Regions from separate parts of the Homo sapiens genome. Here region 2 is linked to region 1. Evidence: read pairs that join two places in POLR2A ChIA-PET (ENCODE). Cell type or tissue: GM12878. All regions are shown on one strand. Each heading gives the region's core, and the rest is flanking DNA. Links, peaks and the distances in the headings are about the cores only.

Region 1 (12,611 bases), core at 2,528-10,527:
GAAGATCTGTTTTACAACAATGTGAATACACCTAACACTACTGAACTATATACTTAAAAATAGTTAAGATGAGGCTGGATGCAGTGGCTCACACCTGTAATCCCAGCACTTTGGGAGGCAGAGGCAGGCGGATCACCTGAGGTCAGGAGTTGAAGACCAGCCTGGCCAACATAGTGAAACCCCATCTCTACTAAAAATACAAAATTAGCCGGGCCTCGTGGCGCATGCCTGTAATCCCAGCTACTTGAGAGGCTGAGGCAGCAGAATCTCTTGAACCGGGAGGCAGAGGTTGCAGTGAGCCGAGGTCGCATGACTGCTCTCCAGCTTGGGCAATAGAGTGAGACTCTGTCTCAAAAAAAAAAAAAAATCAGAGTTAAGATGGTAAGCTTTATGTTATGTGTTTTTTACAATAAGAAAAGAGATAACAACAAGTCTTGGTGAGGATGTGGAAAAATTTGAATCTCATAGATTGCTAGTGCGAATGTAAAATTGTATCATCATTTTAAATAATAGTTTGGCAATTCATCAAAATGTTAAACCTTAAGACCTAGCAATTCTACTCCCAGGCATATACCAAAAGAAATAAAAACACATATCCACAAAAACTTATGACCAGTATTCATGGCGGCATTACTTATAACAGCCAAAAAGTGGAAATAACCCAAAAGCCCATCAGCTGATCAAAGGATAAATACAATGCATTATACCCATAAGATGGAATATTATCTGGCAATAAATAGGAATAAAGTTCTGATACATGCAGCAACATGGATGAACCTTGAAAACATTACGGTAAGTAAAAGAAGCCAGTCATAAAAGACCACATATTGTACCATTCCATTTATATAAAATGCCCAAAATAAGCAAATCTATAGAGACAGAAAATAAATTAGTGGTTGGTAATTGCCTAGGGCTGGCAAGAAAGGAGGAAAGGAGGAGCTGGGGGGTGGGGGCAGGATGACAATGACAACAACAGGTAGAACGAGGAGTGACTGCTAATGGGTATAAGGTTCCTTTTTAGGGTAAGGAAAATGTTCTAAAATTAGATGTGGTGATGGTTATGCAATTCTGTGAATATTAGAGGGAAGAGGAGGGAAGAATGGAAGACTTTCCATGTATCTACTTTATGAAAAAGTTTTCATAAACTTTTACCTCCTCTCTCAACTTTCTGATGAGCTCTGTGTCATTGTGATGGGTTTTGATGAGTTCAGCTTTGCCACTTGCAACAAGGGATGCACTTTCAATTAGATCAGGCCGTAAAGTACCTTGGGCAAGGAAAACCTCCTCTGGTTTCAAGTTCATTTCTCCAATTACTTCATTGGCAATCTATAATCAACAGGAGTAAAACAGCCTTGTAAGAGATAACTTTTTTTAAAAGCAAAAGTTTATACTTTCAGCTAAATCTCTTAGAGTCCTTTAGAAATACTGATCAGAAAATAAAATCCACCAATCTCCAAAATAAACTCCTTAATGAACATGTCCTCTAACACGATTCAAAAAGGTACATGAGGCCAAACACAGTGGCTCACGCCTGTAATCCCAGCACTTTGGGAGGCTGAGTGGGGTGGATCACTTGAGGCCAGGAGTTCGAGACCAGCCTGGCCAACATGATGAAACACCATCTCTACTAAATATACAAAATTAGTGGCCAGGTGTGGTGGCTCACGCCTGTAATCCCAGCACTTTGGGAGGCAAGGCAGGCAGATCACAAGGTCAGGAGTTTGAGACCAGCCTGACTAACATGGTGAAACCCCGTCTCTACTAAAAATACAAAAACTAGCCGGGCATGGTGGCACACGCCTGTAATCCCAGCTACTCAGGAAGTTGAGGCAGGAGAATCGCTTGAACCCTGGAGGCAAAGTTTGCAGTGAGCCAAGATTGCACCACTACACTCCAGCCTGGGCGGCAGAGTGAGACTCCATCTCAAAAAAAGAAAAAAATTAGCTGGGCATGGTGGTGCATGCCTGTAATCCCAGCTACTCGGGAGGCTGAGGCAGGAGAATCGCTTGAACCCAGCAGGTGAAAGTTGCCGTGAGCCAAGATCGCTCCATTGTACTCCAGCCTGAGTGACAAGAACAAAACTCCGCCTCCAAAAAAAAAAAAAAACAAAAACAAAGGTATGTGAACATTCCATTCAAGAGCTTGAAATTAGCCATTGAGATAATCAATGAATTAAAGTCTATGATAAGCTGAATACATCTACTCTTAAAGACATCTATTCTTAAAATAATAGCCTGGCAATGTAGGCAAACATGTTTATTAAAACATAAAACAGTTGGCTGGGCATAGTGGCTCACACCTGTAATCCCAGAAGTTCGGGAGGCTGAGGCGGGCGGATCATGAGGTCAGGAGATCCGGACCAACCTGGCCAACATGGTGAAACCCCCGTCTCTACTAAAAGTACAAAAATTAGCTGGGCATGATGGTGCACCCCTGTAGTCCCAGCTACTTAGGAGGCTGAGGCAGGAGAATCACTTGAACCCAGAAGGCAGAGGTTGCAGCGAGCCGAGATCGTGCAACTGCACTCCAGCCCAGCCTGGTGACACAGCAAGACTCTGTCTCAAAAAAACAAAAAAAAAACCAAACAACAACAAAAAAACATAAAACAGTTTCTACTGGTCAATATAATGACAATATACAATAAAACTCTCAGCCACATAAGAAAAAGGATTAAAATTAGCTAATTTGGTTATTTGATATAGTGACAAGGAAAAACAAATACTAAGATTCACATCAAAAATAGTACATGTTGAGGATATTAAAAACAAAGGTACCTTAACAAAAGTATCCCCAATGATTTTTCTTTTCTCTTCAGGACTTGTGGTCATATTTAACGTTTTGCTAATTCTTTTCCGTGGGGTTCTATCTTCATCTGATATTGGTAGGGTTGTTGTTCCATTGTAGAAAGAATGAGCAGCATTTATCACTGGAGGAAAGGGGAGAAGCGTTTTAAATTGGTATAACATGTTTTTTAATCAAAAATAACAAGTCAAAATACAGAAAGAAAAGCTATTTCTTTCCCAGTCTGAAGAGCAGTCCTTTGATCTCCCCTAAATCTGCCTACAAATTTCAATAAACTATCAATATTCAAGAATTATTGGCCGGGCCCGGTGGCTCATGCCTATAATCCCAGCACTTTGGGAGGCCGAGACAGGTGGATCACGAGGTCAGGAGATCAAGACCATCCTGGCTAACATGGTGAAATCCCATCACTACTAAAAATACAAAAAATTAGCTGGGTGTGGTGACGGGTGCCTGTAGTCCCAGCTACTTGGGAAGCCGAGGCAGGAGAATGGTGTGAACCCGGGAGGCGGAGCTTGCAGTGAGCAGAGATTGTGCCACTGCACTCCAGCCTGGGTGACAGAGAGAGACTCCATCCCCAAAAAAAAAATAAGAAAAGAAAAAGAACTATCAATAAATCCTGAGTAACAGAATTCAGATACAGGCACTCATTAAATTTTGTTTCTGTGAGAATCTCCTGGCATTTAGATCTAGGGCCATGACATCACAAATTATGCTGATTAGGGCCGGCACGGTGGCTCACACCTGTAATACCAGCACTTTGGGAGGCCAAGTTGGGTGGATCACTTGAGGTCAGCAGTGTGAGACCAGCCTGGCCAAAATGGCAAAACCACATCTCTACTAAAAACACAAAAATTAGTGGGGCGTAGTGGCACATGTCTGCAATCCCAGCTACTCAGAGGCTGAGGCAAGAGAATTGCTTAAACCTGGGAGGCAGAGGTTGCAGTGAGCCGAGGTTGTGCCACTGCATTCTGCCCTGGGCAACAGAACAAGACTCTGTCTCAAAAAAAAAAAAAAAATTTATGCTGATTGTTTTCCCTCTCTTCAGTGCTTCACCAGAGCAACAAGCAGAAGCCACAGCAAGAAGCTTAGCCCCAAAGAAGTCAAAAGCACCGGCTCCTAAACGGAGTCAAAGCTGTTGGAATCACACCCTAGTGTCTTGTAAAACTAATATTTATGAACATACATTTAACAATCCTTGGCTTTTTATTTAATGACAAGAAACTAAAAACTAAGATCTCTATTTGCTAATAAAACTTAGCTACTGGAGGCCTTCACCGTAAGATGACAAGGCAGCTGGCTATTTCATTGTGGAAAAGCCAGTGAATTTGTAGGTCTTTCCTGTACCTGGTCAACTACCCAGAGAAGACATATCTACTCTCCTGCCTATTGGCATTCTGGCAGTTAAACAGAGGAAGTGGTAGGAAGAGGGAATCACCATTCAGCATAGAGAATTTTACTTAATCCTGTTCTTAATGTAGAGTCTTACCTCCACCCTCAACTATGCCTGGTATTAGTAGGCTCAAGCCCAGAACCTCTCGTTTAGCCCCTCTAGAGAATACATCCACAGTGTTCTGATGGGGAAGGAGAGCACAGTTTGCTCCTGTGCTAAGGAAAAGGATCTGCTTCTCAGATTTTTAACTAATCCCTGTTTTAGGCTAACCCAGAGACCAATGTCCCAAAAAGAACCCAATGCTTCAAATTCCTGAGCCTCCCCAGAAGTCTACAGCACAAATCAGCTTGCTTTTTATTGGCTTCCTTCCCACCCCACCCCAAGGTTGTGAATTCCTCCATTCTGCTATGTCAGTTACCAGGGACAGATCCAAGTTTTACAATTTGAAGGACTCCTTCAAGAACCAGAATAACAAATAAGATACTAAAAATCTTAAGTTATACTGGGATGGCTAACAAGTACTTAACTATACACAGAAATAATTGCAAATCACATATATACCACTAAACCCATACTAAGCACATCCCCAGCTCATCTTTGTCTTAGCCTGATTTCAAAATGCCCACAGCTATTCCAGCACCACCTAACAGAAAACAAGTCAGAGTTGAAAGAAAATAAACAACTACAAATTATCAAAATATCTTGCAAATTTCACAAAAACCTATCACCATGTGAAGATACCATTGGGGACCTTCCCAGGATGTTGGGAGAGACCCCCCTAGCTTAAACAGAGAAAATCCACCTTTACCCATCTGCTTTCCACTTTCCAACACTTTATTGAAACCATCTGTCTTCTGTCATCTCCTCTATCCCACATCCTTAAGGTATTACACTGTTTTATGCTTTTACTGTTATTTTAGAGAAGTTTCAAAAAAATAGACTCATGTTCACATCATACTTACCTACAAGTCTTCATTTTATTCAGCCTTTTGGTATCAATTCCAATTAATTCCATAATATGTACAATAACTTTTATCATTAAACTACTGACCTCATTTCATTATAACTATCAATTGCACCTTGTTTTTAAAAAGTATAAAAGGTATCTACAAAAGTAAATGTTATTAAGGACTAAGAAGTTTACTAGTGGCCCTTTAAAAAAAAAGTATAGAATCTTTACCTCTCCCACAATAAGCTTTTCTGTTTGCAAAATAATCTGTATACCCATACCTGAGGAGGGCTTGGGTAGCCTCGTACATAAATATCATTAAATAGAGTGGGAAAAGATAATTTCTTTTTTTTTTTTTTTTGAGATGGAGTTTCGCTCTTGTTGCCCAGGCTGGAGTGCAGTGGCATGATCTCTGCTTACTGCAGCCTCCACCTCCCAGGTTCAAGTGATTCTCCTGCCTCAGCCTCTCGAGTAGCTGGGATCACAGGCGCCCACCACCAAGACTGGCTAATTTTTTGTATTTTTAGTAGAGATGGGGTTTCATCATGTTGGCCAGGCTGATCTCAAAACTCCTGACCTCAGGTGATCCACCCACCTTGATCTCCCTAAGTGCTGGGATTATAGGCGTGAGCCACCGCGCCTGGCCAGGAAAAGATAATTTTAAAAGTGAATGACTAGAAGAGAACTGAACAGTAGCTAGAAAATGTTAATTTATCAATCTATGTATTAAATTAGCAGAATCAATAGTTTAAAAATTTATACTGAGACCTCTCTTACACCAGAGGTAATTGTAAAAATAAAAAACATTTTCAACCTTGAGCATACTGAGAAAACTGTAATTGTGCTCATTTAAACCATAAGACTAGATTTGATTAAACAAGTCCTAACATGTAAGTTAACTTTTCTGAGGTTCTTCAATACCTTTGACCTGAATTCCAAGCTTTTTGAGGGCCTCTTCAACAGACTGGCTTTCTCGTTTTCTCATAAAGCCATTATCAATGTGCACAGCAATGACTTGTTCTTGGTTCAAAGCACGATTTAGCAAAGCTGTACAAACTGTTGAGTCTACTCCACCACTGAGTAAAACCTACGGGGTAAAATGAAAAATCAAAATGAGCAAAACAAGCAAAAAGAAAATAAACACTATTGGCTTAAATCTTTATCTAAAAGTGCTATTTATACCAAAGATATGTATGGTAACTGGAAAAGCACTCTAAAACTGTAGAACATTTAAGGGCTGTGTTGAGGACTCTAACTCCTGGATTCCAATATTATTGATATAAATTTGTAGACTTCCAGATAATAATTTGCTTACCAAAACTTTTGACGTGCCTACTCTCTCTTTGATCTCTCGAATACACTCAAGTTCTCTGTTCTGCACGGTGAAGGTTCCACTGCATCCAGCTATATCATAAAGGAAATTCTTCAGTATTACTTTTCCATTTTCTGTAAGGCCAACTTCAGGGTGGAACTGTGCTCCATATAACTTTTTAGATTCATTTGCTATGCCTTTATAGAGAAAATAGTCACAAATTAAAATTTTTTCATGCTGAAAAGACTCAAGCAATAACCACAATTAATTTCTCACAATCTCTGCCTCTATGGTTTCATTTTTTTTTTTTTTTTTTTTTTGAGACAGAGTCTTGCTCTGTCGCTCAGGCTGGAGTGCAGTGGCATGATCTCGGCTCACTGCAACCTCTGCCTCCTGGGTTCAAGCAATTCTCATGCCTCAGGCTCCCAAGTAGCTGGCATTACAGGCGTGTGCCACCACGCCCAGCTGATTTTTTGTATTTCTAGTAGAGATAGGGTTTCACTATGTTGGCCTGGTGGCCTCAAACTCCTGGCCTCAAGTGATCCACCTGCCTCAGCCTCCCAAAGTGCTAGGATTACAGGCATGAGCCACTGCTCCCAGCCAATTTTATTTGTTTGTTTGTTTTTTGTTTTGTTTTGTTTTGAGACGGAGTCTCGCTCTGTTGCCCAGGCTGGAGTGCAGCGGTGCGATCTTGGCTCACTTGTCACCTCTGCCTTCCATGTCCAAACTATTCTTCTGCCTCAGCCTCCCGAGTAGCTGGAACAACAGGTGTGTGCCACCACGCTCGGCTTATTTCTTTTATATTTTTAGTAGAGACAGGGTTTCACCATATTGGCCAGGCTGGTCTTGATCTCCTGACCTTGTAATCCGCCCATCTCAGCCTCCCAAAGTGCTGGGATTACAGGCGTGAGCCACTGCGCCCGGCCTATTTTATTTTATTTTTTAGACAGGGTATTTACTGCTCTGTCACCCAGGCTGGAGTGCAGAGGTGTAATCATAGCTCACTATAGTCTCGATCTCCTGGGCTCAAGTGATCCTTCCACCTCAGCCTCCTGAGTAGCTGGAACAACAGGTGCATGCCACCACACTCAGCTAATTTTTAAATATTTTGAAGAGATGGGGTTTTATCTTGTTGCCTGTTGAACTCCTGGGCTCAAGTAATCCTCCTGCCTCGGCCTCCCAAAGTGCTGGGATTACAGGTGTGCGCCACTGCACCCAGCCTTCTTCCTCTATAAATGTTAAAACTGGTATGTCTCAGTAGATTTTTAGCTATAGGAATAGGAAATACATAACAAAGACAAAAACTACATTGCTATAACCTTTCTTTATAAAGGTCTTTCTTGACACAGCAATTAATGAGGTATAGGACGTACATTAAGTCCCACATAGAGATTGTTTCACAGTATTCTCACCTCTCCACCCAAGTTACTTCAGTTGCCTTGTCTATCTAGTGCATTGATAATTCAATTTTGGTTCTCAGTTGCACATGGCTTTCAAATGCATTGTACAGCTACCAAGTTCTTATATTAAAAGAATCTCATATATTAGACTTGTCAGAATATACTGTTTCTTTCTTGACTACTATTAACCACAAAAATATATTCAACTACTTGACAAATGTGTTTCTGGCAAATATTACCTATGGGGCAATAGATGTTAGGCTAGGTATTTTACATGTGCATGTGTTACTCCTATTTTATGGCTCTGAGATATCAAGAAACTTGTATGAACTCTCAGGTAATTAAGTAACTAAATCAGGCCTGACAGGCTCCCAAACTCATACTCATTCTACTATACCACAGTACTTCACACTTTATTTGGCTCTCAGCATACCACTCTCTTGGTTCACTTATTTTACTGTCTATTCCTTCTGAATCTCTTTGCTGGTTCCTCTTCATCTTGCCCACCTCTACACATGGAAGTTACTCAGTCCTCAGCCCTTAAATCTCTTTTCTAAATATTCTAAGAGATCTCATACTCTCATCACCTTAAAATTCTGTCTGTATGCTGGTAAACCCCCAAATTTATACCTCCAGCCCAGTTTTCTCCTCTAAAGTCCAGGCTCATATATACAACTGCCTACTCAGCACCTTTGTTTTGATGTTTAATAAACCATCTTGAATTTAATATGCAAACTCAAACTCCTGAGGTCTTTCCAATCAGGTAAATAGAAACATCTTCCTTTTGGTTCCTCAGGCAAAAAAACTTGGGAGCTAAAACTTGATTCTACTTTTTCTTCCCCACTCCATATTCAATCTAACAGCAAATCCTCTGTCTCTGCCTTCAAAACAGTGGAATCCAATCACTCCTAACAATGTCTACCTCTATCACCCTAGTCCTGACAACTTCTATCTCTGCCACCCTGGTCCTAACAACTTCCTCTTCTACTGCTGTAGAAAAAACCGGGTTCTTTTCACATGACCAGGAAAAGTTAGGCACGCAGACACTTTGAAGGGTAAGGGGGAATGGAATTTATTGAGAAAAAGGGAAAAAAACTCTCAGCAAAGTGAGAAGGCTTCCTGTTAACAGGCCCCCATCTCACAGATTGAATCCGAGGTCACCACACAGGAACAGGAAAGGCCAGGCTCCTCCCTCCTGCAAAGGGTGAGAACTTCCTGTGGCCCCACCCTGTTCTCCCAGTAGGCAGGCTGGTGGGAGATTCTCCAGGTACCCTCCCCTTTATCTTCCTCCTGCATCTATCACTACTATCCTGATCCTGACAACGCTGTCTCTCTCCTGATTACTACAATAAATTCCTAGCTTGTCTTCTTGCTTCTCTTTCACCCTGTATCTTTTCTCCTCATCACAGCTTAATCCTTAAATTAGATCACATCTCTCCTTCACTTAAAACCCCACCTCACTATGAGTAAAGCCAAAGTATTGCAGTGGCCCAAAGGTCCTGTGTTCTGGCATCCAACTACCTCTCTAATTTCACCTTCTTTCACTCTCCCCACCATGCTTACTCTGCTCCAACCACATGGATTCCTGCTGCTCCTCAAATATGGTCCCCACCCAGGATCTCTGTACTGCTGTTTCCTCTTTCCCCAAATATCCAAAAAGGTTAGCACTTATTTTCTTCATGTCCAATGTCATCTTATAGGAATGCCTTCCCTGAATAGCCTATAAAATTGCAACAACCCTAATCACACATATTCCAGAATACCCTCTTCCCCCATTTTTTCAATGTAAACACTATCTGATTCTGACATATTCTGTATTTCTTTATTGTTTACTTTCCCTTTTTCCAGTGTTAAACAAGCATTTTTGCTATATTGGTTTTGGGTTTTGTTTTCTTCTTAGGAGAGAGGGTCTTGCTCTGTTGCCCAGGATGGAGTGTAGGGGCACAACCACAGCTCACCGCAGTCATGATCTCTTAGGGCCAAATGATTCTCCCACCTCAGCCTCCTGAGTAGCTAGGACTGCAAATGTGCATCACCACACCTGGCTAATTTTTTTAAAATTATTTTTATGTAGAGATGGGGTCTCACTATGGTGCCCAGGCTGGATTGAACTCCTGGCCTCAAGCTATCCACTTTCCAGTCTCCCAAGGTGCTGGAATTATAGGTGAGAGCCACCGCACCTGGCCTATTTTATTCATTGCTAAATCCTTGACACCTAGAACTGTGCATGACACATAATAGGTACTCGAATGTTTGTTGGATGAATAAAAATACACAAGCTTATCTACCACTGTTGATCTTTTTTTATGAAGTAAAAAACTTTTAGTATAAAACCATTCTTGGGCATTCCTATGCTAACATATTAGCATACATTATGCTAATGTCTGTTAAGTAACAGCAGGCAGATTACTAAATTCAGCATGTCCATGACAAATCTTTTTTTCAACTTATTATTTAGGTGTGGTATCTCAAAGAGAACTTTAGTGATAAACCCACCTTTTTCTTTTACTAACTTCCAGGAATATTAGTGACCATTTACATTATTCAGGTAAGCAAGTCAAAACCCCAAACAGCCAGAAAGTCAATTCCCCTTCCTCAAAAAATTAGAGAACAAAATGGTTTAAGAGCATGGGTCAGCAAACTTTCTGCAAAGGACTAGAGAGTAAATAGTTTGGGCTCTGTGCAACATACACAGTCCCTGTATTTTATTATAACCCTTTAATAATGTAAAAATCATTCTTAGCTCCTGGACATTAAAAAAAGGCAAAAGACTAGATTTGACCCACAAGTCACAGTTTGCCAACCCTGGTTCAGGGAAATGTCTTGAGTACTTATTTGGGTGCTATGGGCTATGTACACCTAAGAAAGGAATAAAAGACAAGTAACTCTGAATATAGTATAGTATGAAGACAGCGAGTTCTCAAATTTTTCCTGAGTTACAAAAGTATAGTGTTTTATGTTTGAAAAGCTTATATTAGGATGAACATTTTTCAACGTATTTCAAAGCAAACCAGTAAACCAGTAAGTGAGAGACTTCTGGATAATCCTCCTATTATTAAATTCCCTTCATAACAGTTAATCCTACATTCATTATTATCTTTAAAAAAAAGAGAAGAAAAATCAGAAGAAAAAGGAAAAATCAAAGAGTACCTCATACAGAAGCATATGCTTACTCTTCAGATAAAGTTTTTTAAATGAACTCTGCAAAATTTTTAGAATTTTCACCTGCTACTATGTTTCCAGAACGTGCCACAACCTTGAATCCATCAGCTACTTTGTCTACACTATCTCCATGTGTAAGCAAAACAACTTCTTCCTTCTGAAGGCCCCTAAACATACAAAAAATAAAACACACAAATATCTTAATTAAAAACATGATTCATGGGTTCTTTTGTTTTAGAAACACAAGCTTGCCATACATGATTAGAAAAACAGAAAAAAAAAAAGTGACAATGGAATACTGCTAGAATTCAAATATTATGTCCATTACAAATAAAGCCAATAAAAAACCTTAGACCTTAAAAAAGGCAATCCATAAAAATTGGAAGGAAACTAGAACAAATAAATATATGAAGTTGGTAGTATAACCAGACACACAGGAATAATTTCAAGAGATTACAGAACAATAATTTCAACATTATATATCTGTTGAGATTTATGTTAAGAACAGAGGTATTTCAAAGACCTTAACACTTCATTCGGTAGTCTTATGTAAGTAGTAATAGGACTTAGTACTGAAACTGTTATCCTGTAACTGTAAGTACAATATAGATACAGGCATACTGTAGGTTAAAACAAATAATTAGTAATCAACATTTTCAGCTTAAGAGTAGGGAGATACAAAATCAAAAGAGTTAGGTAAAAACCCTATAATCTTTCATTTTAACTGGAAATAAGTATACACTAATGATTCTGTTTCCCAATTCTAAAAGACTAGGTACTGCCCAACTCTGTTATCTGAAAGTCCTAGAAACAATTACAACCCAGTACCAATGTGGACCTCTAGTGCCAAACAAATTAATGAAACTTAGTTAAGTAAGTGTTACTTAAGAGACTTAAGTAACATTAATCAAATGTAATGTGTACACTTTCTCTGGACCCTGATTCAAACAAATCAACCATAAAAATATACTGTTTACGTTATGGAAAATCTGACTAAGAACTCGATATTAAATAATAATAAGGAACGGCCAGGCGCGGTGGCTCATGCCTGTAATCCCAGCACTTTCGGAGGCCGAGGCAGATCACCTGAGATCGGGAGTTCAAGACCAGCCTGGCCAATATGGTGAAACTCCGTCTCTACTAAAAACACAAAAAATTTTGCCTGTAATCCCACTTACTTGGGAGACTGAGGTGGGAGAATCACTTGAACCCGGGAGGTGGAGGTTGCAGTGAGTCGAGATCTTGCCACTGCACTCCAGCCTGGGCGTGCGACAGAGTGAGACTCCGTCTCAAAAAAAAAATTAAATTAAATTACAAAATAAATAATAAATAATACTAAGGAATAAAAATGTAAATTAAAAATAAAGCAAGAAGATAAAGTACATTAATGTCAAAAAGATATTTTGGGGTTTGTTGTTGACATTGTTGTTTAGGAATAGTATAGGTTGTGATAGAGTCCCAGAATTTTAGAACTAGAAAGACAGAAAAATGTCAAATCTTAACCAAATCTTTATGTTTAAAGCTTCTTCTGGTATATCACATACAAGATTCCTGAAATGTTTCTCAAGATGAGTCACATGAAATAAGGATGAA
Region 2 (12,611 bases), core at 1,885-9,884, 68 kb after region 1:
ACCTCCAGGGTTCACACCATTCTCCTGCCTCAGCCTCCCGAGTAGCTGGGACTACAGGCGCCCACCACCATGCCCTGCTAATTTTTTGTATTTTTAGTAGAGACAGGGTTGCACCATGTTAGCCAGGATGGTCTCAATCCCCTGACCTTGTGATCTGCCTGCCTCGGCCTCCCAAAGTGCTTGGATTACAGGTGGGAGCCACCATGCCCGGCAAGATTGCTAGATCTTAGGCATATTCAAGAGAAACTAGAAATTCCTTTTTTATTTCCTAATTTTACAAACACTTCTTAGGCTCATATAAAAACATGTCTTTAGCTGAGCACAGTGGCACGCATCTGTAGTTCCTGCCACTTGACAGGCTGAGATGGGAAGATCATTTGAGGCCAGGAGTTCGAGGCTGCAATGCGTTATAATAGTGTCTGTGAATAACCACTGCACTGCAGCCTGGGCAACATAGCAAGACCCATCTTTAAAAAAATCTGTCTCATCTATCATCTCTCTATCTGTCATCTATCTAATCTATGTCTTCAGGCCAGATCTAGCCTGTAAACTGGTAATTGAGGCCCTCTCCTCTAGCAGCAGTAGTAACAATTAGAAGTGATTGGAATAGGGAGCAGTGTATTTGGGTTTAGGAGCAGGGAGCAAGACGGTTTAATGACAGAGAAGGAAGCTAAAGATATTAGAGTTTATAAATCAGTTTGTTTATAAATAGGCACGCACATACAGGAATAAATGAGAGAAAGTGTTGCTTTGAAAAAGTTGATGCTATAAGTATGAATCTAACCAAACTAATGACAATAAAAACAGTATTTGTAAGACATTGATGCTTTATTTATTTATTTATTTATTTATTTATTTATTTTTTGAGACGGAGTTTTGCACTTGTCACCCAGGCTGGAGTGCAGTGGCGTGATCTCGGCTCACTGCAACTTCTGCCTCCCAGGTTCAAGCGATTCTCCTGCCTCAGCCTCCCAAGTAGCTGGGATTACAGGCACACGCCACAATGCCCACCTAATTTTTTTTGTATTTTTAGTAGAGATGGGGTTTCACCATGTTGGTCAGGCTGGTCTCGAACTCCTGACCTCAGGTGATCCGCCCACCTCAGCTTCCCAAAGTGCTGGGATTACAAGCATGAGCCACCGTGCCCAGCGACATTGATGCTTTAAATTAGAAAGCAGGACTATTAATTCCTACCTGATGACAAATTTCTTTGTCCTGCTTTCAGAACACATAATTTATATGACTCAAAATGCCTGTTAGAATTTGGAAAAGACTAATTGACCCATTTCTAGATAGACCAGGTATTCTTACATAGGCTATAATACATTCTTTAGCATTCATGTCTAGGCTTAAAATGTTACCCTACATTCTCAGAAAAACAAACTGTATTCCTTTTTTATTTTTTTGAGACAGCGTCTTGCCATGTCATCCAGGCTGGAGTGTAGTGGCACAATCTCGGCTCGCTGCAACCTCTGCCTCCTGGATTCAAGCGATTCTCATGCCTCAGATTCCCAAGTAGCTGGGATTACAGGCATGTGCCACCATGCCTGGTTACTTTTTGTATTTTTAGTAGAGACAGGGTTTCACCATGTTGGCAAGGCTGGTCTTGAACTCCTGACCTCAAGTGATCCACCTGCCTCTGACTTCCAAAGTGCTGGGATTACAGGCATGAGCCACCACGCCCAGCCTATTTATTCTCATTAAAGTAATCTCCCTATAATTTATTGAATAAAATGAATTCTTTAGGAAGACACACCAAGTTTGTTTATCCTGTGCATTTGAATTTCCTTTGGCATATCACCATATGGGGAGACAGAGGTGAGAAGGGGGAATACAAGTAGTCAGTTTAAAGAAGTGAGGGAGCCAGGCACGGTGGCTCATGCCTGTAATCCCAGCACTTTGGGAGGCCGAGGTGGGTGGATCACCTGAGGTCAGGAGTTCAAGACCAGCCTGACCAACATGGAGAAACCCCGTCTCTACTAAAAATACAAAAATTAGCTGGGGTAGTGGTGCATGCCTATAATCCCAGCTACTTGGGAGGCTGAGGCAGGAGAATCACTTGAACCTGGGAGGTGGAGGTTGCGGTGAGCTGAGATTGTGCCATTGCACTCCAGCCTGGGCAAAAAGAGCGAAACTCAGTCTCAAAAAAAAAAAAAAAAGGAAGTGTGGGAAAATATCTATGTTCCAGACCTCATGGTTGGAGCTAAAATATGAACCTTTTTTCTCAGTGGTGTCCAGTTGATAGAAAAGAGAGCTTACTTGCTGTGGGTGTATCTGAGTATCTGGATGACATAATGGAAAACATTTCTTGCTTTAGAACTAGACCGCAGTTTGAATGCCATTTCTGGCACTTTCTGGCTTGTGATTCTGTTTCCTTGTATATAAAGTAGGAGTAATAATGCCTATCTTGGAAAGTGATTTTGGGATTTAAATGAGATGTCCTCTGTTTTTTCCCAGATCTTATAATAGACACTCAGGTGCGAGCTATTGTACCTTTATTGGTTACTAATGAATTGTTACATGCTCTTAATTTCTGCATTCGTGAAAGCACTGGACAAGATCTTGCAGCCACTTCAGAATATTTAGTCTGTTTTTTAGGTCTTTACTCGGAAATCATGTTTATGAAACTTGAACATCAGCTTTGATATCTTGATCATACATTTATATACCATGTATGCTTAAGTTTATAAAATACACAAATCAAAATTAACCAAAATATTAATAATGAAATATTTCCATATTTTTGGTAATAATGATAAAATACATAAATCAAAATTAACCAAAATGTTAATAATGAAATATTTCCATGTTTTTGGTAGTAATGTTTCTTTATGGTTGTTGGCATAACAGGCTATGGATGTCTCTAGCATCAAAGCAATGTTAATAAGTCTAATAAGACTACTGGCTATCATCTATCAACATTGGTCTGATTTGTGATAATTGTGTTCATAAAACTTCTTAATATATTTCCTGGCCTCTCTGAACTATTGGCTTTTTCATTCTTCTGCATGTGCGAGAGATGGAAACCCTTTGAATTAGGGCTTTGTGACTGACCCATTGTCACTACTTCCTTCTTTTTATGTATTTTCTCCTCAAAGCACAAAGAAATTAGAAATATCCTTGTCTGGGTACCGTGGCTCACACCTGTAATCTCAACATTTTGGGAGGCTGAGGCAAAAGGATCACTTGAGCCTAGGAGGTCAAGGCTGCAGTGAGCCAAGTTTGCACCACTGCACTGCAGCTTGGGTGACAGAGTGAGACCCTGTCTCAAAAAAAGAAAAAAAGAAATAATCTTATCTGCAAACATTGCTGAAACCTGTGTAGTTTCTTCTTCTTTTTTCTCTTGGTATTGGTATCAAGGAATTTAAATTTTAGATGGACTGTGTTTATTAAAATTGGTAGACTATGCTAAACAAATTTACAATTCTTTTGCCTAGAAAAATGGAACTACTTAAGTCTTATATAACTGGAAAACTTTTACTTTTCGCTTAACATTAATTGGAATTTTGGTGACAGTGAAAATTATTTTTTTTTCAGGGCTTGTTAAACAACTGTTTTAAAACAGATGATGACCAAAACCCTGCTCAATGAGAATAGTATTGTACGTGAAACTCTAAAGAAGTCATTATTCATCTCATTTTGCAGATGGAATTAAGAATGCAAAAATAGTGGACATGCCAAGTGAATGCTGTTAATAATATGTAAAATTATTTGATTAAACATTTATTACTTAAAAAAAAGTGGACATTAGCCTCACTTATAAGGATAATGTTATTAATACATTATTGTTCATTCCTTTCGAACCAGATTCCAAAATGCTAGAAATTATGTTAAGATGTTATTTTATACTGGGCGTGGTGGCTCACACCCGTGATCCTGGCTCTTTGGGAGGCCAAGGCAGACAGATCATTTGAGGTCAGGAGTTCGAGACCAGCCTGGCTAACATGGTGAAACCCCGTCTCTACTGAAAATACAAAAATTAGCTGGGTAAAGTGGCACACATGCCTGTAATCTCAGCTACTACAGAGGCCGAGGCAGGAGAATCACTTGAACCCGAGAGGTGGAGGTTGCAGTAAGCTGAGATTGCACCACTGCACACCAGCCTGACAAGAGTGAGACTCCGTCTCAAAAAAAAAAAAAAAAAAAAAAAAAAAAATATATATATATATATATATATATATATATATACCTTTATGTAGGCAGTGTAAAATTATGAAAAGAATGTAAGACTCAACTTCAGGAGGTTGAGATTCAAGTTCTGCCTCTGCCTCTGCCTCTTAGTGATTTTTACCTTTGGTAAATATTTAAGTATTCTGAGTTTCTTTTCCTCGTCTGTATTTAATAATAACACATGCTTAGCCTATCCTGTTTGCTATGAGAATCAAATGAGATAACATATAAGAAAGGAATATTTAAATACCAAGGCGAAATTGATCTAAACAAATAATGCTGTCTTTCTGCCTCGTAAGTGAGGTTCAAACTGTAGTGATCACCTTCAGTGAGCACAGCAGCAAGAGCAAGATTCAATCTAAGGAAAAACCCTGACTGAAGAATATTCTAATTGTTTTTGAGAAGAGGTGACTTAGGGTCCTTGATCAGTTGTGCCACATACACCATAAAATAAAAAGTAAAAGCATCTAAAATGGAGCACAAGTCTAGAATGTTTGAGCTATAATGCAAGGATTTTCTAGCCAAATCTTCTTTTACAGATGAAGAAACTGAGACAGGGTTATCTAATAAGTTTTCTAGTGGCAAACTGAAATGCAATTCTCAGGGTGGTTAATGAGATACAAGTTTTGAAATTAGTTGTACTTATAAGGTGTGAAATCACAATTTTACCACTGACTTAGAATGTAACTTGGACAGCTTGACTTCCCTAAGCCTTAGTTTGTTCACCTGTAAATTTGGGCTGGTGAAGTAAAGGATCTATTGGGCTGTAGAAGTAAAGGAGTTGATACATGTAAAATGCTTAGCATATTTTTGTCACGTTGTATGCACTCAATAAATGATACCTCCATTATTACTATTATTTTTAGCTGTTTAGCAGAATCTTCCAGACCATTATTTACTCCCTCCACTAAATTTGTTCAAGGTGATAGCTAATGGCTCAACTATCTTTCACTGAAACAACCCAGACAGTACTCTTCATGGGTCCTCATTCTGCACCTACGAGTGTGAGCAAATGCCTTTTATATCATATTATTGAGATGAGAAGGTTATTCTTAAACAGATTGAAAGCATTAGAAAGTTTAAAAATATAAGGTAGAAAATCTGATGTAAATAATCACCTGTTGTCAAATTTAATAAAGAACTGAAAAGGCTTGGGTATATAAGAAATGTAACTGATGGATCTTAGGGGATATGAAAATCATTTCCCACCCCTAGCACTTTCCTTGAATAAAGTGACATGATAGGCTTTTGTTCATTCAACTCAGTTGTACACTAAATGTAATGTCTCACCACCCCCTGCCTTTTTGGTTGTTGTTGTCACCTATTTTGGGTCTCTACGTTTAAGAGTCAGGACTGTTTTGTTCATTTGCTGTGCCTGGTACAATGCCTTGAATATAATAAAGAGGTACCTAAATGTTGACTTTTTTTTTTTTTTTTTTTTTTTAGACAAGGTCTCACTCTATTGGCCATGCCAGAGTGCAGTGGTACAATCACAGCTCACTGCAGCCTCCACTTCCTGGGCTCAGGTAGTCCTCAGCCTCCCAGGTGGCTGGGACTACAGATGTGCACCACCAAGCCTGGCTAATTTCTTATTTTTTGTAGGGATAGGGTCCCACTATGTTGCCCAGGCTGGTCTTGAATTTCTGAGTTCAAGTAATCCTCCCACCTTGGCCTCCCAAAGTGCTAGGATTACAGGCATGAGCACCTGTACTTGGCTAATTTTTTAAATAACATTTTAATTGAAAGTTATTGTATATAGAATTATTTAGTATCAATGAAATTATGTAATTTTAAAAATTAATTATAGATTTAAAACATTTTCAGATTTCCTTTTTTTCTGGGGAACTGTATTTTTAATAACAACAACATTGGTTGCCCTTCTGAAAAAAGAAAACGAAGTATCAGTAGTAAAAGAAGAAACACAAGGGATCACAGATACTTACAAGCTGCTTTTTGCAATTATAAAAATGCCAGCAGTTCTGACATTTTGCCTTCTGATTCTAACTGCAAAGGTAAGAGATTTATAAATCAAATTTATCATTTTCTTATAAGTATCAATATCATGGAATACTTACAATGCCTTTTTCATATCACAGGTCCCTTTCCACTACCATTAGAATTTAACAATGAAAAACAATATTTTCTGTTTATTAAATGTATTTGAAAAGATGTAATGATATCAACTTTAATTTTAAAGTAAGCTAAATGTCTTGGAGTATTGTAAAGAATTATGTCCATTGGAGAACTGTTAGTAAATGTGAACCTTAATGATATTAATGCTTGGAATGGAGATTAATATCTTTAAAAATCAATAGCTCTGTCTTCTTATAATGAGTATACATTTAATGTTGTAGTAATACAATTATTTACTAAGAGTGTGACGTAAAAAGATATAGGGCCAGGTGTGGTGGCTCAAGCCTGTAATCTCAGCACTTTGGGAGGCCGAGGCAGGTGGATTACCGGAGGTCAGGAGTTCAAGACCAGCCTGGCTAACATGGTGAAACCTTGTCTCTACTAAAAATACAAGAATCAGCCGGTCATGGTGGCACGTGCCTTTAGTCCCAGCTACTTGGGAGACTGAGGCAGGAGAATCACTTGAACCCAGGACGTAGAGGTTGCAGTGAGCCGAGATAGCACCACGGCACTCTAGCTGGAGCGACAGAGCGAGACTCTGTCTCAAAATAATAAATAAATAAATAAATAAATAAAAAGATATAGAAGTATATGAGTATTAGAAGTCAATTTTTTAAAAATCCATTGAATTATTTAAGTACTGAAAGGAAAATTATACGAGAAACGGGGATTACTGGTGACTTTTATTCTATATTAAGGTGTCTCAATTTTATAGTTCTAAAAATATTTTTAACATGTTAGGCTAGAATAAGGTAAGTATATTTTGTTACAGTGAACTATTGCTAGTGTTGGAGTTAATATTTCTGAAATCTGCAATCTTATAGGATTTTCATTTTATATACTTAAATCTATGTATATAAACACTTTGCACCTATCTTTTGACAGTTTTGAAGGAACCATTAGCCTCATTGTTTTCATTTTAAATAGTGAGTGTTTTTTCCTCTTAATGATAGAAAGAAGGCCAGATGTGCTGGCTCATGCCTGTGATCCCAGCACTTTGGGAAGCCAAGGTAGGAGGATCTCTTGAGCTCAGGAGTTCAAGACCAGCCTGAATATGGCAAAACAAAAAATAAAAAAACTATCTGGGTATGGTGGCATGTGCCTGGAGTGCTAGCTGCTTGGGAAGCTGAAGTAGGAAGACAGCTTGAGCCTGGGAGGTGGAGTTTGCAGTGAGCCATGGCTATGCCTCTGCACTCCAGCCTGGGCAACAGAGCCAGGGGTCTGTCTTTCTCTTGAGACAGGGGTCTCAAGAAAAAAAAAAAGAATGGAAAGTTCAGAAAATATGAAAAGTTCAAGGAGCATAACAATATATATATATATTTTTTTTGAGACAAAGTCTCGCTCTGTCACCCAGGCTGGGAGCAGTGGCACAATCTCAGCTCACTGCAACCTCTGCCTCCTGGGTTCAAGCGATTCTCCTGCCTCAGTCTCCCGGGCAGCTGGGACCACAGTGTGCACCACCATGCCCAGCTAATTTTTTTGTATTTGTTTATTTTGAGATGGAGTTTCACTCTTATTGCCCAGGCTGGAGTGCAATGGCCCTATCTCGGCTTACTGCAACCTCCACCTCCCGGGTTCAAGCGGTTCTCCTGCCTCAGCCTCCCAAGTAGCTGGGATTACAGGCACATGCCACCAGGCCCAGCTAATTTTGTATTTTTAGTAGAGATGGGGTTTCTCCATGTAGGTCAGGCTGGTCTTGAACTCCTGACCTCAGGTGATCTATCCTTGGCCTCCCAAAGTGCTGGGATTACAGGCATGAGCCACCGCGCCTGGCAATTTTTTTGTACTTTTAATGAAGAGAGGGTTTCACCCTGTTGACCAGGCCGTTCTTGAACTACTGACCTCAGGTGATCCACCCACCTGGCCAAACAATATTATCTAATTATATGATTTAATAATTTTTCATTTAAGATAAACAGTATTTGCTGGAGGTGGTGGCTCACGCCTTTAATCCCAGCACTTTGGGAGGCCAAGGTGGGCTGATCACTTGAGGCCAGGAGTTCGAGACCAGCCTGGCCAACATGGTGAAACCCCGTCTTTACTAAAAATACAAAAATTAGCTGGGTGTGGTGCCAGGCGCCTGTAAGCCCAGCTACTCGGGAGGATGAGGCAGGAGAATCGCTGGAACCCGGGAGGCGGAGGTTGCAGTGAGCCGAGATCACGCACTGCACTCCAGCCTGGGTGACAGAGTGAGACTCCATCCCCAAAATAAATAAATAAATTAATTAAAAAAAAACAGTATTGACCTTCTTGGTATATTTCCTTTGAAACTCCCTTTTTTCCCTATATATGTGTGTGTGCATGTATGTGTGTATACGTATACTTCATATATTTATTTACTCATATACTTTATTTTATTTTATTTTGAGACTGAGTCTCACTCTGTTGCCTAGGCTGGAGTACAGTGGCGCGATCTCTGCTCACTGCAACCTCTGCCTCCCTTGTTCAAACAATTCTGCCTCAGCCTCCCGAGTAGCTGGGATTACAGGCACACACCATCATACCCAGCTAAGTTTTGTATTCTTAGAAGAGACGGGGTTTCACTATGTCGGCCAGGCTGGTCTCAAACTCCTGACCTCAAGTGATCCACCTGCCTAGACTCCCGAAGTCCTGGGATTACATGTGTGAGCCACCATGCCCGGCCTACTTATTTATTTACTTTAAAAGTGAAATTGAATCATATATAATTTTTTATCTTCTCTTTGTCTTATACCAAACATTTCTATAGCATTACATATTTGAAAACATACTTGTTAGTAGCTACATGATATAGTTAGTGTGTTAAATTTAAATTTTCCGTAATCTCATTTTTCTGTTGTCTATTTTGCTTATGTTTTTAAATTATAAAAATGCACTAGCAAATATTTTTGTGCATAAGTCTGTGATTTTCTGGATATTTCCTTCCAGTAGACTTTTTTTTTTTTTTTTTTTTTTTTTGAGACAGAGTCTCGCTTTGTTGCCCAGGCTGGAGTGAAATGGTTAATTTTTTTTTTTTTTTTTTTTTTTTTTTGAGGCGGAGTTTCACTTGTTTCCCAGGCTGGAGTGCAATGGCATGATCTTGGCTCACTGCATCCTCTGCCTCCTGGATTCAAGCGATTTTCCTGCCTCAGCCTCCTGAGTAGCTGGGACTACAGGCATGCACCACCATGCCTGGCTAATTATTTTTATTTTCATTTTTATTTTTAGTAGAGATGGGGTTTCTCCATGTTGATCAGGCTGGTGTCAAACTCCCGACTTCAGGTGATCTGCCCGTCTCGGCCTCCCAAAGTGCTGGGATTACAGGTGTGAGCCACTGCACCTGGCCTAATTTTTGTATTTTTAGTAGAGACAGAGTTTCACCATGTTGGCCAGGCTGGTCTTGAACTACTGACCTCAGGTGGGTGATCTGTTCACCTCAGCCTCCCAAAGTGCTAGTATTACAGGCGTGAGCCACCGCACCCGGCCTATTTTTTATTTTTTTTAAGATGAGGTCTTGCTCTGTCGTCTAGACTGGAGTGCTGTGGCATGGTCATAACTCAGTGTAATCTCAAACTCCTGTGCTTAAGCCAGACTCCCACCTCAGCCTCTCAAGTAGTTAGAACTATAGCTGCTTGCCACCTCACCCAGCTAATTTTTTTTTTTTTTTTTTTTGAGACAGAGTCTCTCTCTGTTGCCCAAGCTGGAGTGCAGTGGTGGGATCTCTGCTCACTGCAACCTCCTCCTCCCGGGTTCAAGCAATTCTCCTGCCTCAGCCTCCGGAGTAGCTGGGATTACAGGTGTGCACCACCACACCCGGCTAATTTTTGTATTTTTGGTAGAGACAGGGTTTTACCATTTTGGTCAGGCTGGTCTCGAACTCCTGAGCTCAGGCAATCTGCCCGCCTTTGCCTCCCAAAGTGCTGGGATTATAGGCGTGAGCCACCACGCCTGACCCACCCAGCTAATTTTTACATTTTCTGTAGAGATGGGGGTCTCATTTTGCTATACAGGCTGGCCAATAGATTTTTTTTTTTTAAGTTTTTTTTTTTGAGATGGATTTTTGCTCTTGTTGCCCAGGCTGGAGTGCAATGGCATGATCTCAGCTCACCACAACCCCTGCCTCCGGGGTTCAAGAGATTCTCCTGCCTCAGCCTCCCAAGTAGCTGGGATTACAGGCGTGCACCACCATGCCCGGCTAATTTTGTATTTTTAGTAGGGACAGGGTTTCTCCATGTTTGTCAGGCTAGTCTCGAACTCCCGACCTCAGGTGATCTGCCCACCTCGGCCTTCCCAAAGTGCTGGGATTACAGGTGTGAGCCACTGCACCTGGCCAGCCAATAGATTATTAAGCAGGCAATTAGTGGGTCAATGAATGTAATATGATTGCTGAATTGCTTTTCAAAAGGTTATACTAATTTATACTGTCTCCAGCAATATATAAGGAGGTACTTCAATTACAAAGTCTATAATACTGTTTTCTTCTTTTAAACTTCCCCCCTAATAACATATCTCCTAACTTTTAATACTACAGATTAATTTTCTTTCCTTTTGAATTATATATTAATGGACTATACAATATATATTTTTATGTTTGATGCATATGTTCTTTTGCTTAATATTATATTTGTGGAATTTATCCATATTTTTATTTATAGCAATAGTTTGTTTATCTCATTACTGTATAGTATTCCGTTGTATGGATATGCCACAATTTATCCATTCTATCAACAGATTTTTAGAGCTATTATGTGTAGTGTTTCTACAAACATTCACATACGTGACTTTTGGTGAAGATAGGTGCACATTTCTCATTGGTAAATATATAGGAATAGAATTGCTGGTTCATAGAAGATGCATAGTATTTTGTACTGCCAAATAGTTTTCCAAAGTGGTTGTTCCAATTTTCCCTACCACCAGCAGTGTAAGAGAGTTCTGATTTTAAGGAGTTTCACATCCTTGAAAACACATATATTATCTTTTTTTTTTTTTTTTTTTTTGAGACGGAGTCTCGCTCTGTCCCCCAGGCTGGAGTGCAGTGGCGCGATCTCGGCTCACTGCAAGCTCTGCCTCCTGGGTTCACACCATTCTCCTGCCTCAGCCTCCCAAGTAGCTGGGACTACAGGCACCCACCACCACGCCCAGCTAATTTTGTGTATTTTTAGTAGAGACGGGGTTTCACCTAGCCAGGATGGTCTCGATCTCCTGACCTTGTGATCCACCCACCTTGGCCTCCCAAAGTGCTAGGATTACAGGCGTGAGCCACTGCACCTGGTGTATATCATCTTTTTAATTTTAGCCTTTCTGGTGGTTGTGTAATGGCATCTTGTTATTGCCATAATTTGAATTTCCCTAATGACAAAAGAAATTGAGCATCTTTTCATGTGATTATTGACCATTTGAATATCCAAAGTTGCCCTTTTCTTTAAATTTGTAAAGTTGTTGTTTCTGTTTAGATTTCGTTGTTTGAGATGAGGTCTCTGTCACCTAGGCTGGAGTGCAGTGGCACCATCACAGCTCATTGCAGCCCTGACCTCCTGGGCTCAAGTGATCCTCCAACCTCAGTCACCCAAGTACAGGCATGTGCCACCACCACGCCCAGTAAATTAAAAAAAATATTTTGTAGAAAAGAGTTCTTACTATGATGTCCAGACTGGTCTTGAGCTTCTGGGCTGAAGCAATCCTCCCGCCTCATCCTCCCAAAGTGCTGTGCTTACAGGCATGAGCCACTGTGCCAGACCAAACTTTTTAAAATATATTTTGAATTTGAGTCTTTTATTAGATATGTGTATTACAAATATCTCCTACTATATAACTTTTAAGACTTTTTTAACATTTTAAGATTAAACATTAAAGTCAGTTTGTATGTCTTATTTTTACAAAGGGAATGAGTAAAATGTAAGTGAAATTATTTTCTGGACTTAAGTGAAATATATGTTACCTTTAATTTTTTTTATGGTGAAATTTTCTTTGGCTCTATTCCAAGAAGTTACCGTGTATACTATTTATAATTTTTCTTTCTTTCTTTTTTTCTTTCTTTCCTTTTTTTTTTTTTTTTTTTTTTTTTTTTTTTTTGACAGAGTCTCACTCTGTCACCAGGCTGGAGTGCAGTGGCGCGATCTTGGCTCACTGCAACTTCCACCTCCCAGGTTCAAGCGATTCTGCTGCCTCAGCCTCCTGAGTAGCTGGGACTACAGGCGTATACCACCACACCTGGCTAGTTTTTGTATTTTTAGTGGAGATGGGGTTTCACCATGTTGGCCAGGATGGTCTCAAATCTCCTGACCTCGTGATCCACCCACCTTGGCCTCCCAAAGTGCTGGAATTACAGGCATGAGCCACCGCGTCTGGCC

The links. ChIA-PET counts read pairs that join two places held together with the same protein. Peaks named below come from ENCODE experiments on the same cell type or tissue, not always from the same donor. Only the 100,000 strongest peaks of a DNase experiment are listed, where the experiment ranks them.
Region 2: POLR2A ChIA-PET joins it to region 1 with 11 read pairs; 3 of 35 experiments call an interaction of 5 or more read pairs at or near these places.

The regions. Positions count from the first base shown.
Region 1 is chr3:155,904,734-155,917,344 of GRCh38, reverse strand. It overlaps GMPS (guanine monophosphate synthase), which reads right to left. Exons shown (of 16, transcript NM_003875.3): 5 at 11,082-11,185; 6 at 6,460-6,653; 7 at 6,066-6,231; 8 at 2,775-2,926; 9 at 1,153-1,326. Among named protein-coding and RNA genes, the nearest start is that of GMPS, 40 kb to the right of the region's middle. RefSeq lists a silencer at 8,858-9,124. In GM12878, for the core only: no CTCF peak of the experiment used is centred there; no DNase peak of the experiment used is centred there.
Region 2 is chr3:155,836,003-155,848,613 of GRCh38, reverse strand. SLC33A1 (solute carrier family 33 member 1) reads left to right here. Exons shown (of 6, transcript NM_004733.4): 2 at 5,995-6,182. Among named protein-coding and RNA genes, the nearest start is that of SLC33A1, 12 kb to the left of the region's middle. In GM12878, for the core only: no CTCF peak of the experiment used is centred there; no DNase peak of the experiment used is centred there; H3K4me3 peaks cover 1,359 bases; H3K27ac peaks cover 239 bases.